Linked DNA regions of Homo sapiens: region 2 is linked to region 1. A link is an interaction called in ENCODE POLR2A ChIA-PET data of the cell type or tissue named here. Cell type or tissue: endothelial cell of umbilical vein. All regions are shown on one strand. Links, peaks and the distances in the headings refer to the core of each region. The heading gives the core; the rest is flanking DNA.

Region 1 (2,922 bases), core at 226-2,725:
TCCAGCTTCGCACCACTGTGTCCCACTGAAACAAAATGAAGCACAAACTAGAAGAATAAAGATGTGAGATGTGAATACTCAACAAAATTGTTGATGCAGAGAAGGCTTTTTAAATTAAGAAATGAGCTGGGCGTGGTGGCTCACACCTGTAATCCCAGCACTTTGGAAGGCTGAGGCAGGCAGATTGCCTGAGCTCAGGAATTTGACACCATCCTGGGCAATACAGCGAAACCCTGTCTTTGCCAAAAATACAAAAAATTAGCCAGGTGTGGTGGTGAGCGCCTGTAGTCCCAGCTACTCGGGAGGCTGAGGCAGGAGAATCACTTGAACCTGGGAGGTGGAGCTTGCAGTGAGCCAAGATCGCGCCACTGCACTCCAGCCTGGGCAACAGAGCAAGACTCCGTCTCAAAAAAAATAAAAAAAAAAAAGATGGAAATTTTTCATGAAGTTGTTTACATGAAATTTAAGGGTATGCATTAAAACTCATAATATTCAAGAAAAAATGACAAATTTGGGAATAGATATAGTAAATTTGACAAAGAATTAGTATATTTTACATAAATATTTATATACTTTATTTTAAAAATTAAAAGGTATAATTAAAATCATTTTAGGCCAGGTGCAGTGAGTCACGCCTATAATCCCAGCACTTTGGGAGGCCGAAGTGGGCGGATCACTTGAGGTCAGGAGTTCCAGACCAGCCTGGCCAACATGGTGAAACCCCATCTCTACTAAAAATACAAAAATTAGCTGGGCATGGTGGCAGGCACCTGTAATCCCAGCTAGTAGGGAGGTTGAGGCAGGAGAATCACTTGAACCCGGGAGGCAGAGGTTGCAGTAAGCCGAGATCACGCCACTGCGCTCCAACCTGGGTGACAGAGCAAGACTCTTTACAACAAAACAAAACAAAACAAAGTCATTTTAAATAGTAATGATCTTGAATGGACATTCTCAGAAAAGGAAATCAAACCAGTCAGGATAAATGGAAAGACTTAATTTGATGAGTAATCACAGGAATGCAAACATTAACCACAAATTATCATTTTCCTGACAAAATTAGCAATGATTCTAAAACTTGCAATAGCCAATTTTAGCAAGACCGATCGAAGAGGACAGCTGACACTTTTCTCAGGGCTGCATAAATTCCTAATTGAGACAACTTTTTGTAAAGCAATTTGGTGACTGTAATACATAGACTAGAAGAGCCCAGGTATTGTTTCAACTCCCAGAAAGTATTTATACCCTTTGACTCAATACTTTTCTGTCTTAAGGAAAGAATTCAAAATATGGAAAAGGATGTATGCACAAAGATGTTTATTCTGGCACTATATATGTGTTACCAGGCCACACCAATCTAGAGTTGCAAATGAGGTCAACATAATAACAATAAAAGCATTCTTCTATGGCTGGGCGCAGTGGCTCACGCCTGTAATCCCAGCACTTTGGGAGGCCGAGGCAGGTGGATCACCTGAGGTCAGAAGTTCGAGACCAGCCTGGCCAACATGGTGAAACCCTGTCTCTACTAAAAATACAAAAATTAGCCAGGTGTGGTGGCTCATGCCTGTAATCCCAGCTACTTGGGAGGCTGAGGCTGGAGAATCGTTTGAACCTGGGAGGCAGAGGTTGCAGTGAGCCAATATCGCGCCACTGTACTCCAGCCCAGACGACTGAGCGAGACTCCGTCTCAAAAAAAAAAAAAAAAAAAAAAAAAAAAAAGCATGCTTCTAACTGTCCCAGTCTGCTCCATGAGGCCTGCAGCTGCCAGTAAAGCTTTGTGTTGTATCACTAGGTTGTCTTGGGTACCCAGCATCTGCTCCTCTATACTCTGGTATGTTTTCTGTGGCTGCATTAACCAAGAAACTTAGTGATGCCACCCATACCCCTATTAGGATCACTGTTGCTGCTACTACAAGTACTGATGCTACTGCATACATGGCCAGCACTCAATGGTGGATCACTTGAGCCTAGAAATTCAAGACCAGCCTGAGCAACATGACGAAAACCCATCTCTACAAAAAATACAAAAAAATTAGCTGGGTGTGGTGGCACGTACCTGTAACCTCAGCTACTCGGAGGCTGAGGTGGGAGGATCACTTGAGCCAGGAGGTTGAGGTTGCAGTGAGCCAAAGTCACCCCATTGCACTCCAGCCAGGGCAACAGAGCAAGACTCTATCTCAAAACAACAACTCTGTGTGTGTGTGTGTGTGTGTGTGTGCGCACGCGTGCGCAATCATCTCTGACCATGGCTTCTCAGGTTTTGTATAATTTAGTTCACCAGTATATAAACTGTACAAGGTCTCTTGCCAGACAGGAAAAGGTATCTAATTATGAACCTAGACTTTCCTATTTGAAGGCTATGCAAATAAAATAAAATCGTGTTGATGGCTTAATCTTTTTTTTTTTTTTTTGAGACACAGTCTCGCTCTGTTGCCAGACTGGAGTGCAGTGGCACGATCTCAGCTCACTGCAACCTCCACCTCCTGGGTTCAAGCGATTCTCCTGCCTCAGCCTCCCAAGTAGCTGGGACTACAGGTGCATGCCACCATGCCCAGCTAATTTTTGTATTTTTAGTAGAAACGGGGTTTCACCATGTTGGCCAGGATAGTCTCGATCTCTTGACCTCGTGATTCGCCCACCTCAGCCTCCCAAAGTGCTGGGATTACAGGTATGAGCCACCGCCCCCGGCTGCCTTCATCATTTTAAACACAATGCTGAAGTCTTGATTTTCTACAGAATAGAAAGAGAAAGGTTAGTCTTCCTGAAACATGTGAATAGAACATTCCAGAACATAGTCTGTTGAATGTACAAGATTAACTAAGTTTTCAAGGTATTTTGTACTGAAAAAGAAGACATACTGATAACAATTCTATATCTAACTTTCCCATTTGCTCTTCTCTTGGCACAAAGGTATTGTTTCTATTT
Region 2 (2,922 bases), core at 207-2,706, 57 kb before region 1:
CCCGATAAGGCCTGGAGCACACGATGTTCATGACAGGAGGGCTGTGGGGAAAAAACCTTTTGCACACAGGAGAGCCAGAGTTGATGGAGGTGGGGGACATGGAGAGAGTTGTGGCACCACTGTGGGCATTGCTGAAACCAGGAGATAAACAGACTGCCCTCTGTCGAAACCTAACACACTTCTGTGTATAGCTTGGGCTTGGAAAGCTCTGGGCTTTGGTGCAGAGCAAAGGTCAGTTGGCTGGCTTGCTAAATGGCCATCACTGCAGGGCCCCAGCAAGTACGCATGAGGCGCTGAGGATAGGGTATGAGGAGCAGCAGAATGGGCTAAGACTCAGAGCCACATTGTCTGAGGCTCCCAGCTATAGCACTACTGCCTTCATGAAGAGCTAAAAAAAGCTGCGCTTTGCCTAGCATTGGAGAAAACCACGTTAGACCCAGGAAGACATACCCATTCCTTCCTCCTGGAATATCTCTCCAACACCTTCTATGAACAAATCAGCATTATGCCAGTTGGCAAAGAAAAGATATTTAAAGGATCCAGATCCATTTTCACAAAACCAATGAAGTATGACTTTGGAGATGAGAGGCAACAAAAGGGTAATTGAGACAGGATTAAATTTTGTGGGGAAATTAAATTGGAAGTATGATTTTAGAGAAAAAAAAGAATCATGTAAAATTTCTGACTAAAGGAGAGTACGGTTTGTATATTTTTAAATGGATGATGGTAGGTTTCAAATGATGATGGTATTTGTATTCCATTGAATATATTTAAAAGAAGAATGAAATAATTTCATGTTAAAATGCTAGACTTTTAATAAAATTATATATTAAAATATATACTTAAACTTACGATGATATATATAAACTTATGATATATATTATATATATTTAAACTTATGATAAACATTTAGATGCCGACTGTAAAATGGAGGTACACAGGGTTGACATTATTTCATTTAGGTTGCATATAAGCAAAAATGTTTGAAGACCACAAGTATAATCCACCTTTATTTCCTGACTTCTGAAATTATCACCCTATCACTACCATAATTAACCTCTACCTTCTTAGATCCAAAGGACATTCAGACATCACCTTAATTGACCTCTCTTCAGCATTTGATACTTCTTCCTTTTTTAAACAAGCTTAACTTGACTTAACACCGCCTATCCTACTTTCCTCTTTCTACTACACTTTCACCGTCATGCATGCTTGCTACAGGAATACATTCTCAGAAATGCATCATTAGGCGATTTCATCATTCTGTGGACATGATAGAGCGTAATTCACAAACCTAGGTTGGGTAGCCCACTACACACCTAAGCTGTATGGTGTAACTTATTGCTTGTAGGCTACAAACCTGTACAGTACATTACTGTACTGAATATTGTAGGCAATTGAAACACAATGGTAGGTATTTGTGTGTCTAAACATAGAAGGATACAGTAAAAATACAGTATAAAATACTGCATACAGTGTAAGAATACAGCACAAAATATAACATCCGCATAGGGTTCTAATGGGAATTGCTGGCCCTTCAATTCATTGCTGGTGATAGTGATGCTCACCTCTGAGGTCTTTTGAGGGGCTTTACTCCAAGTCCCTAAGCCCAGCCCAAGTCTGCAGGCCTCACCAAACATCAGCTGTCTCTTCCAATTATGGATGGGCATAAGATATTCCTTCCCTTGCCACTGAGACTCAGAAGATAACTGGGGAAAAATACCAGGATGTCCCATTTCCTTGCCTCTCACAATAGAAGACTCCTTAACTACACCCAATAATTAGGCCTGCCCTAAAACAAGGGATCCAACAATTTTAATAAGTAGAGTAGCCTGGGTTGAGGGGGATGAAGAGTGCAAACTATAGTAATCCAAAATGAGAGCTGAGAAAAAAATGGCATGTATTGAGGCAATTATTGGACTTATTCCTAATTCAAACATAATACCCATAAAGAAAAGGATCAATGTGGGGGTCCATTTTGGATCCATGATCTATATTAAATGGCAAAAAAGGAGAAAGTGTATTTGCAGAATTATCTGGTAATACTAAGGGGCCTGCAAAATGAGAAGGTTAAAAAAAAATGTGCATTACATCCTGTAACAATCTAGAATTAAAGGAGCTGTGAGGGGAAGCTTATGCTACTTCTATAGGATGGAATCCCACTGTTATGGGATTCCAAACCATCCTGTTGATAGAAAGTATTTTGGAACTGTTTGATTTTATAGGCAAATACCATCCCTCAATCAGTTAGGGTAAACTTAACATGATATATGGAATTGTTTTGTTTCCACAGACGATTTATGGTGATATTCCAGTCACAATCTTTTTTTAAAAATCTTATTTAGAAATGCTGAGACAAGCTTTTTCTAGGTAAATAACTAGATAAATAAAAATTAAAGGAACTTTTAATAAATATCTGTTTGATACAGGACAATAATCCAAACAAATTTCGAACAAAAGGCTTTAGACTGCAATTTTTGGAAGGGGCAGAAAGAACGCAGTATACCTTACTGAAGAATAGTAGTCATGGCCAAATGTGGTGGCTCATGCCTGTAATCCCAGCACTTTGGGAGGCTGAGGCAGGCAGATCACTTGAGGTCAGGAGTTCGAGACCAGCCTGGCCAACATGGTGAAACCTCATCTCTACTAAAAATAAAAAAGTTAGCCAAGAGTAGTGGTGCATACCTGTAATCCCAGCTACTCAGGAGGCTGAGGCAGAAGGATCATTTGGACCTGCGAGGTGGAGGTTGGGGTGAGGCGAGATCATGCCACTGCATTCCAGCCTGGGTGACAGAGTAAGACTCCATCTCAAAAAAAAAATAATGGTAGTCATTATCAGTCCCACTTGCTTCTCATCAAAGAGAAAAACCATCTCTATGGCAGTTTCTGCACATCTCAGCTCCCATGTGAAGATTTTTGCCA

What was found. ChIA-PET counts read pairs that join two places held together with the same protein. Peaks named below come from ENCODE experiments on the same cell type or tissue, not always from the same donor. Only the 100,000 strongest peaks of a DNase experiment are listed, where the experiment ranks them.
Region 2: POLR2A ChIA-PET joins it to region 1 with 6 read pairs; 10 of 35 experiments call an interaction of 5 or more read pairs at or near these places.

Annotation. Positions count from the first base shown.
Region 1 is chr9:111,618,425-111,621,346 of GRCh38, reverse strand. No RefSeq gene overlaps it. Among named protein-coding and RNA genes, the nearest start is that of DNAJC25, 11 kb to the left of the region's middle. In endothelial cell of umbilical vein, for the core only: no CTCF peak of the experiment used is centred there; a DNase peak (open chromatin) is centred at 1,266; H3K27ac peaks cover 652 bases.
Region 2 is chr9:111,675,744-111,678,665 of GRCh38, reverse strand. No RefSeq gene overlaps it. Among named protein-coding and RNA genes, the nearest start is that of GNG10, 16 kb to the right of the region's middle. RefSeq lists an enhancer at 123-417 and a silencer at 123-417. In endothelial cell of umbilical vein, for the core only: no CTCF peak of the experiment used is centred there; no DNase peak of the experiment used is centred there.